Linked DNA regions of Homo sapiens: region 2 is linked to region 1. A link is an interaction called in ENCODE POLR2A ChIA-PET data of the cell type or tissue named here. Cell type or tissue: GM12878. All regions are shown on one strand.

Evidence for each region. Peaks named below come from ENCODE experiments on the same cell type or tissue, not always from the same donor. Only the 100,000 strongest peaks of a DNase experiment are listed, where the experiment ranks them.
Region 2: POLR2A ChIA-PET joins it to region 1 with 7 read pairs; 1 of 35 experiments calls an interaction of 5 or more read pairs at or near these places.

What each region holds. Positions count from the first base shown.
Region 1 is chr6:2,887,076-2,892,075 of GRCh38, forward strand. SERPINB9 (serpin family B member 9) reads right to left here. Exons shown (of 7, transcript NM_004155.6): 6 at 4,758-4,913; 7 at 195-3,495. The coding sequence ends at 3,088. All of the region lies in intron 2 of SERPINB9-AS1 (SERPINB9 antisense RNA 1), which reads left to right. Among named protein-coding and RNA genes, the nearest start is that of SERPINB9-AS1, 5.6 kb to the left of the region's middle. RefSeq lists a silencer at 457-657. In GM12878, no CTCF peak of the experiment used is centred here; a DNase peak (open chromatin) is centred at 4,906; H3K4me3 peaks cover 444 bases.
Region 2 is chr6:1,794,754-1,799,753 of GRCh38, forward strand. The region is part of intron 7 of GMDS (GDP-mannose 4,6-dehydratase); the gene reads right to left. Among named protein-coding and RNA genes, the nearest start is that of FOXC1, 190 kb to the left of the region's middle. RefSeq lists an enhancer at 2,452-2,631. In GM12878, no CTCF peak of the experiment used is centred here; DNase peaks (open chromatin) are centred at 2,381 and 2,657; H3K27ac peaks cover 876 bases.

The DNA.
Region 1 (5,000 bases):
TTGGCTAATAAATAAAATTATGCTTTCTCCTGAATGTCAATAATACAAAATCAAATTCCATGTGAATTAGTTAAATCATTACAAAAATAAAAGTTTAGAGAAAAAACTATTTTATTTTACTACTTTATGAATGGAAAAGTACTTCTAAGAATGGAAGTGGTGTCGGAAATCACAAAGGGAAAATCTAGATTTGATTATAGAGGAAAACAAAACACTGTTTATTAATGAAACATCATAACAAAATTTAAAAGGCAATACAAGAATGAGAGAAAATATAAAACAGAGGGATAATATCTTTAATAGGCAAAGACATATGTAAAAACGAAGCAGAAAAGTAGGTGTATGAATGACAATTCATAGATGAGGAAATTCAAGAGCCAATAAATGCATAGAACACTTTCACCACTAATAAAAGAAATGCAATAAGTATCTGCATATGATACATAATGTTGCAGATGTTTGTAATTTACATAAAAGATACTGAACTAGGGCTGGGCTCAGTGGCTTATGCCTGTAATCCTAGCACTTTGGGAGGCTGAGGTAGGCGGATCGCTTGAGGCCAGGAGTTCAAGACCAACACGGCCAATGTGGCGAAACCCCGTCTCTACTGAAAAATACAAAATTAGCTGGGTGTGATGGTGGGTGCTTGTAGTCTCAGCTACTTGGGAGGCTGAAGCAAGAGAATTGCTTGAATCCAGGAGGAGGAGGTTGCAGTGAGCCCAGATCATGCCACTACACTCCAGCCTGGGTGACAGAGTGAGGCACTGTCTCAAAAAAAAAAAAAAAAAAAAAAAAGATACTGAACTAGGCACTTGACATCCAAGATGTCCACTTGGCCCTTTTCTAAGTGTACTTCACTTTGTTTTCATTCCTCCTCTAAAGCTTTTTAACAAACTGTCACTCGTGTTCTAAAAACAAACAAATGTCTTTCATCTCATTTTTTACTCAGCATTATCTATCAAAGGGACTGGATGTCCCATCTAGTTTGTACTTTAGTTTCTAGCTCATTACATAGGAAATGCAAATAAAAAACACAATGAGATACCACTTCACACCCACTAAGATGGCCATAACTTATTTTTTTTAAAAAAAGGAAAAGGAAAATAATAAGTGTTGGTGAGGAAGTGGACAGAAATTGGAATTCTCATACATTGCTGGTGGGAATGTGGAATGGTTCAACTGCTGTGGAAAACAGTTTGTCTGTTCCTCAAAAAGCTAAACATAGAATTAACATATGACCCAGCAGTTCCACTCCTAGATATATACCCAAGAGAATGCAAAATAGGCATTCAAACAAATACAGGTACACAAACATTCATAGCAGCACTATTCCCAATAGCCAAAAGTCAGAAACAACCCAAAGTCCATCAATGAATGAGTGGATAAATAAATTGTGCTATAAACACATAATACAATTTTATTTGGCCATAAAAATGAAGTGTTGATACATGCTACTATGTAAATAAATCTCAAAAACTTGTACTAAGTGAAAGAAGCCAGACACAAAAGGTCTCATACAATTCAATTTATATAAAATAGCAAGAATAGATAAATCCATAGAGACAGAAAGCAGATTGGTGGTTGCTGGGGGCTGGAGGAAGGAAGGAATGGAGAGTATCTGCTTAATGGGATGGGGTTTCCTTTTAGAGGAGAACATTTTTTTTGGAACTTTAAATAAAGGTGGTGGTTATGCAACATTGTTAACAATACTAAGTGGCACTGAACTTCTCACTTTAAAATAGTTAATTTTATGTTATGTGAAGTTTACCTCAATAAAAAAATTCTTAAAAAAAAAAACTCAGTGATATCCAACCATTAAAAAATATAAGTTACATAGCTCGTATATAATCAACTTACTTATTACTGCACTATGAGGGGCACCCAGATATGTAAGACAGAGTCCCAACCTTTGGTTGTTGGAGGACTATCTAAGGATACAGAGATTAATAAAAATAAAAGAACTACCACGAAAGAAGTGCCCTCCAAGTACAAAGAGAGTTCAAATATGTACATCTGGTTGCGGAGAAAGGAAAAACTTCTCAAAGAAGAATTTGAAGTGAGCTTTAAGGGTTGAATGGAATTTTTACTGTTAGAGGTAGAGAAATACAATATCATAAAGAAAGATGTGATCCCTACAAGAGGATTACGTGGTAAGTTGAAAGACATTAAACAGTCCAACCTGGTCATTGTCAAAACTATATACGTTGGGCACAGAACTGAAGACCAGGTGTCAAAGGAGGATGGCTCTGTCCCCTTTGTGTCCCCAGTGCCTAAAGCAGTGTTTGGTGCATGCTTGGTGATTGGTAAATGTCAAAGAAAAAGATAAAAGATAAAATATAGCCGGGCGCGGTGGCTCAAGCCTGTAATCCCAGCACTTTGGGAGGCCGAGGCGGGTGGATCACGAGGTCAGGAGATCGACACCATCCTGGCTAACACGGTGAAACCCCGTCTCTACTAAAAATACAAAAAATTAGCCGGGCGTGGTGGCGGGCGCCTGTAGTCCCAGCTACTCGGGAGGCTGAGGCAGGAGAATGGCGTGAACCCGGGAGGCGGAGCTTGCAGTGAGCCGAGATCGAGCCACTGCACTCCAGCCTGGGCGACAGAGAGCCAGACTGCGTCTCAGAAAAAAAAAAAAAAAAAAGATAAAATATAAATGTACATTTTACAACCTTTTTTATAAGGCTAAGCACCAGGAAATCTATAAAATAGTAGCAATATCTAGCACCATTTATTACCACTGAGGCAGCGGGTTAAGGAATGTATTCGCAGTGTCAGGAAAGCACAGGGTCGCCAGAGTGAATTGCATGTGGAATTCTAGAAGAACTTTGCTTGCCATCCTATGGGATTTGGACTGCAATTTTAATACAACAGGGAATCATTATGGTCTATTTTCTCAAGATTCTGATTAAGTAGCATAAGCGAGTGTGGAGCATCATGAATTCATGCTGGCAAATCATGAGGGCAGACAGGTAAAGAATCTGCCCTCATCTTTGCACTTGGCTTTCTAGGCCCATCCTCTTGGAGCTGTAGTGGGGATCTGGGGACACAGGAAGAGGGAAATGGCCGAGTGCACGGTAAGTGCACCCTTTATGGCGATGAGAACCTGCCACAGAACAGAATGCTGTTGGCTCTGTTGTGCCTGATGAAGAAAAGGAAAGGGTGGTCAGCACAGAACCTGGGGCCAGATTCCATGCAGCACTCTGCAACTACAAAGCAGCTCGACGCTGCCGCTGCCTCGGTGCCTTCTTCATTCACCTCCACAAAACTCTTGTGCACGAACTTGGACAGACACAGGTCTCTCTCCGCTGACATTGCCGACAAGTCAGCCTTGCCCTGTTGGAAGGCATCAACAATTCCCAAATGCCGAAGCACAGATTCCATGTCATAATCCTCTTGTAGTTTAAATTTTGGAAGGAGAACTTCAACCTCAGTACTCTTCATACAGTCTGGCTTGGTCCAGGCTGTGAGTTTCTCAAAAGTGAGACTTTTTTCCACCTGAAAGACCAGAATTAGACTTTAAGATTCCGACTTCAGTGCACATGTACAAGCGCACAGGCACTCACAGTTCCCTTCCTCCCCTTGCACGTAGGTGTTGTTTGTTCACATAGGATCAGTGGCCCCTTCATCTGCCAGAAGCTTGTGAGCACTCTTACTTGTCCTATGTCCCATGTGCCACTTCCTTGACAAGGGGGAGAGACACCAAGCAGTCAGAGGCAGGAAGGCTGTGGCTGTCCTCTCCTTATCCAACAACTCCAGAGACATCTTGTATTGTGACAAGTGTCAATGCCCAGGCGACTGTGTTTTTTTTTCAAACATAGTCTTTTTAAAGACAACAAACCATTGCTAGTAAAGAAAAGGATTGGAAACGAAAGGGCTCTCAGTGTGAGCCACTCCAACAGGATTATCTGTCCCAGGTGAGATTCTGCATAGTTTCCGGAGCAGAGAGGTTACCAGAGGATTATCTGCCCCAGAGAGATTCTGCATAGTTTCCGGAGCATAGTTTCAGGAAGGTGGGCAGAGGGAGAGCCAATGGCTGCTGCGCACACAGACCTCTTAAGTCATGGGGTCCCACTGCCTGCCATTTGCCATGGTTGACTCTCTCACCCTGGAGATCCATGCTGAAAGGAAGCCGAGTGCCTGGATGTGCCCTCAGAGGCTGCCTCTGGTCCCACCCTCTGAGAACTGGACTTCACACCTCCCTGGATGCCCCCTCCCAGCCTTGTTAGGTCAAAGTTAAGACTTCCTCATTCTCTATTTCAGGTTCCTAGACTTTAAAAGCATAATGCTAAGAATGATGATTGTAATAATGGATCACATTTGTAGAGCATTTACTAGTTGCCAGGCAATGTGGTAAGCTTGTTACCTGAATTACCCACATTTTATCCTCATCATAACTCTAGGAGGCAATAACCCCGAGCAGTCATTTATGCTTTTAGAGTTAAAAGTCTGCCATTCATCAAACTAGCAGGATTTTTATAAGCTTCCTCCTACCTGATTTATTTTAAAAGGCATTTTAACCGCCGCCCACTCCTTCTAGCGATGAAAAAACAGAGGACTGAGATGTGTAGTTTGGCAGATCACGCAGACAATATTGGGAAAAGTCAGCCTTGAACAAAAGTTCGATCCCAACGCCAAGTGCCTGCACAGTGTGCGTCTGCCGCATCGCCAACTCAGAAGGTGAATATGAGAGGTGGAAGTGGCACTCGAGTTCTGCCCGCAAAGGTGTCCCTGGGTTCTTCCCGCAGCCCGGGTCTTACCGTGCTGAGCTCCACGCCGTCGTCAGGCAGCAGCACCAGCAGGCTCAGCTCCTTCCTGGCGTAGGGCAGCTCCAGCAGCTGCGCGCGCACCTCGCCCACGTGGGCGAGCTTAAACGTGGCCTCCTGATACATCATCTGCACTGGCCTTTGCTCCTCCTGGGGGAAGGATTATTGAAAGACGCAATTAAAACTTTCAAAAGAGCTGCAGTTGCCTCCAAGAGTGTTTTCAGCACCTGTGATGGA
Region 2 (5,000 bases), 1.1 Mb before region 1:
TTCTTATCCCAAATATATAAAAATCATATGGAACCTCTGAAAAGGAGACAGATGGTCCATTCTAGATTAAATGTATTTAAAAGTTAATTTACAGGGGTGAGCCACTGCACCTGGACGATGATATCCTAAGTAATCTAAAATGAGGCTGGGGTCAAGGTGCGGTGGCTCACCCCTGTAATCCCAGCACTTTGGGAGGCTGAGGTGGGGTGGGTGATTACTTGAGCCCAGGAGTTTGAGACCAGCCTGGGAAACATAGCGAAGCCCCATCTCTACAAAACAAAAACAAAAACACAAAAATTAGCCAGGCATGGTGGCGCATGCCTGTAGTCCCAGCTACTCTGGAGGCTGAGGTGGGAGGATCACTTGAGTCCGGGAGGCAGAGGTTACAGTGAGCTGAGACAGCACTACTGCACTCTTGCCAAGGTGACACAGTCAGACTCCGTCTCAAAAATAATAACAATCATCATCATCATCAAAAATGAATGTATTTTCATACATAGACTTCTACATGCTACCAAAGACTCTGAGGTACAGATTTTTTGTTTTTTAAGGAATTCCCAGTTATATCTAAAACCCACAAGGCATCAAAATTACACTAATGCATACAACACTAGTCTAATGGCTAAAATGACTGTGTGGAGTCTACTGATCTTCCTTCTGAATATTCATCCCTTTTCCCATATATCTGTATATATACATACAGATATATGATGCATATATGCATATATTTCTCTTAAATCATTTATTAGGAAGAGTATCTATGCGTGCCTCATAAACTGTATTTCCTTATTGGGGAAAAATTAAAAGGTGAATGAAACATTACAGATTTTAAAATGATAATCAAACAATGAGAAATGGGCAAATCAGGAGGAAATATGCTTTGAATGCAAATAAAATTTAAAGATTAGTTCAAAACAGAAAGTTCACATGAAATGCTTCAATGGTATAATAAGCTTTGCAATTTAAAGAACTTGTAAATAAATGTTCTTATTCTGAAAGCAGTTCATTCACATTAACAGTCATCCACATTTCAGTGTACTCAATTTAAACATCTCCTTAATTTTAAAATATTCAAGAAACATTTGCAACAGGACCCTAAATAAGCACTCAGATGAATGCTAATAATTTATCCGAAATATATAATCTGCATAGTCACAGTGACCCAATAAACAGTGAGGCCAGAGATGGGGGGAAGGCGGGGACTGGCCAGTTCTCTTCTCTCTACAAACTCCACCAAATTAGCAGGATGCCTGTATCGGAAGAGAAAGTGGTAACCAGAGGTGTGGCTTCAGCGGAAAGAGTTCTTCTCCCCATGTAAGCACAGGGTTGTGTATGCTTCTCTATTCAACAACCCCACAGGACCTGGAGGGCTCTGCAGCTGTGAACTGTGGACAGGGCTCTGGGGAAGAGATCCTGGAATGCTGGCTCTGGAAGTCCACCCAGCCTCATAGTTCCTCCTTGTAGGCTTACCGAGATCTGGGATCTGTAGTCATTAAATCTTAGGCAGGAAGACATGTAGGAAAAAAAATCTATGTAAGAAAAAGTATGAAACTTGTCATTTTTCAGTATGATAGATCTTCAAAAAATAGGATAAAAAGTGAAGCTGGTCCAGGTTATAGACTACTCTTAGTGTATTTTCAGACCCTTGTGGCACTTTTAAAAAATACAAATTCTCAGGCCTCACGCCTGCAGACTGCAATTAGGTATACTGGAGAGGGGCCCAGGAAACTCTAATTTTATAAAGCTCCCCAAATGCTCATAATGATCAAGTCATGTTTGGGAGCTCAGATTTGATGCTGTTTTGGAAAATTTCCTTGGGATAATATGACTTCAAATCACAACCCTCAAAATTTATTTCAATCTTCTAATATTGAACTTCTACATACACTTGCTCCATTAGCAACATAATAATTCACTGACCCTCTCGCTTCAGTTAAAAATAACAATCATAAAATATTAATTTGCTGTGTTTTCCATTCAAATGCTCACTTTGTTTTAGTAGCGAAAAACTTGAGGAAGCAGAGAACAAGCTTCTTCCTTCCTCTGCACTTAGGAAAGATGTAGCTCCTTCAAACTGTAGTGATGTTTGATACGCTCATCAGATGCTTTACCCATTCCCTTACAGTAAGTCAGTAAAAAAGTGATCTGATTCAGTGAGGAATGTTTATTCAAATGGCTCAAAAATGTAGGAAGAATGGTGTTACTATATGCCCAACAAATGATCCTTAGATCATGACTGCTGTGTGCTCAAGCAGGGATCCCTAAACCCCAGGCCAGGGACCAGTACCAGTATATGGCCTGTTAGGAACTGGGCCGCAAAGCAGGAGGTGAGCAGCCTGCAAGCGAGCATTACTGCCTGAGCTCTGCCTCCTGACAGATTAGCCAAGGCATCAGATTCTCACAGGAGCGTGAACCCTACTGTGAACTGCACGTGCGAGGGATCCAGGTGGCACACTCCTTATGAAACTCTAATGCTTGATGATCTGAGGTGAAACAGTTTTGTCATGAAAGCGTCCCCACCCCCCAGTCAGTGGAAAAATTGTCATTTAAATGTTATAGCTGGCCTGCTATAAGCACAGGTGTATCTGGTAAACTCCACATGTTAAAAAGGTAAAAAGAACTCTCTCACTTCCTTCTTGAGCTTAGGTCATAAATATTTTAATAGACTTGTGTCCACCTATGCTGACTTTCTATGAAACTGAAAGCTCCTCTCAAGTAAGTGTTTTGTGATGTTTTGATTTGTACAATGAAAAGCACAGTGGCAAGTATATGTCAGTACTATCATCATCATCAGAGTTACTAACATTTTAAAATAGTCACAGTCCAAAGCTACACACATTAATGTGTTTAATTTCCCACTGGAATCCTATGAGGTAAGTATGAATATTATCTTCATTTTACATAGAGAGAAACTGAGGCAGAAAGAACTTAATAGACTTGGCCAGCATTTCACAGCTAGGATGTGTGGCAGAGCCGGTATCTGAACCCAGGAAGCTCAGAAATTATGTTCCAAGGGACACCATTCACATAAATACAAGGGAAGGTGTGCATTTGTGGACCCCAATGGGCACAGCTTGGAGTGTCCTCTATAATTACCAGATCCCATGCCTTGGCATATACCAGGACAGGTTTGCTAACAAGTCAAGGCATCTGCACTTTGATAACAGACACTTTGATGTCTCTGTTTGTTTCAGTTTTGTCTCTGACTCATTTTTCAGTTCTAATGCTAGGAATGTCACATAGTTATTTCCTGGTTTTATATATTCAAAAGTACTCCTGGAAAACATCTTCCTGCAATTCTTGAACAAAGGAGTCAAAGGACACAAAGTTTTCACATTTTTCCAGTTTTGGTTTCGATCTCAGTTTGTACCAGCTTCAGAAAAGCACTCATTCCAAAGTTCTAGAAATTTCATTAACTGTGACTGCACTCTGAAGAACAACCTTGCTTAAATTTTGATGTATAAATTTACTTCTAATTACAGAGCACACACACACACACACACACACACACACACACACACACACACACACTCCTGTCTTAAAAGTTTTAAGAATTTAAAAGCTATCATTGCAAGATGCAACTCCACACTGTGGTATGATTTTCATATAAGTCACTGTAGTGGATAATTTTAAAAGAAACCAGATTTTTAAAGAAATATTAAGAAACTGTTTCTGTACTTAGTTCTCAGATAAGAGCAGAACCTGTAGAACCACTGAGTCTTGTGCAAACCTTTTGTGTGGGTGGGTCTGGAAGAGCATCCAGGCTTTCTCGTAGCTGGAATGTGAGTGAGGCCCATGTGGAGGTAGAAGCGTGAGGCTCCTTTGGATCAGAAGGCTCTGTAATTCTGCCTAAAGCCAGCCACCCGCTGAATCTCCAAGAGAAGGCAGAAGCCATCCCTTCTCTTGGCGTATTACTTGTTTGGGAGTCCTCCAAGCGAATGTCCCCTAAATGTCAAACAGAACCGAGCACTGTAAAGTTCTGTTTTGCCAGTGCCTCCCTTGCAATCAGATCCCATTTTCTGGTTTTGGCATCGCATACTGTTGGAGAATACGAGACAGCTTTGTTGACACCTACACCGGGTGTGTGAACTGCAGGCTATGACACACTGGTGGCAACACAAACCTGTATCTTGCTTGCTTCAAAACATACTTCTTCCTTATGGAAAGTACTGGAACACAAATAACTTAAAAATCCCCCAACTTACTTCTGTCAAACATAGGGTGTTCTGGGCCTGGTCCATACTTCACCAGCCAGCAAAGAGGCATTTTGATCACTAAGACTTGTTTTCAAATAGGAACTTTCAAACCTTTACTCCTACCGATCCCTAGGATATCGTGTAGGTCAAAGATTAGCGAGGGAAGGGACTGGAGCCAGGGATCTGGGCTGGAGGTGGAGTAAGAGTGGAGAACTGGCCGTGACGAGGGTGGAGGGTGCGGGTGGTGAGGGGAGGCAGCTAGTTCTGTGCTTCCCGCTGGCAAAGAGTCCCCCGCTCCCTCCTTCTTTTCCCCTCAATGTTCAGATAATAAAAAACAGTCTCTTTAAAACATCCAATTTATTATGGATTTAATCTCTAACGATGATATGCTGGAGTGGATGGCATATATCTAAGAAAGCTCAAGCCTTGGCAACACGGTGCCTTTTGACTCCCAGCCACCTGCCTTTGGTCTAGTTTTCTTTTTCAAGTTGTGATACCTCTGATGGGAATAATTTTTAAATGGGAAAACTGTGATCAAGATATACTTTTAAGTCTGAAGGTCTTCATTATTATCGAAATAGGTGAAAGAAGACGAGAAAATAGGGCTGTGCTTTTCCTTCCCTACTTTCTAGTCACATTCTAGAATAACAGAAGTCAGGAAAGAAGGAAGGCAAAGCAAGGAAATCAAGAGAAATTGGCTGAGGGGCTGGGGAGGGAGGGAGAATTAAAACTGGAGGGAGACTCCAGAGAAGATGACTCTTGATATATGCATATGCTACCCATTTAATGCTGTATGTTGCCACT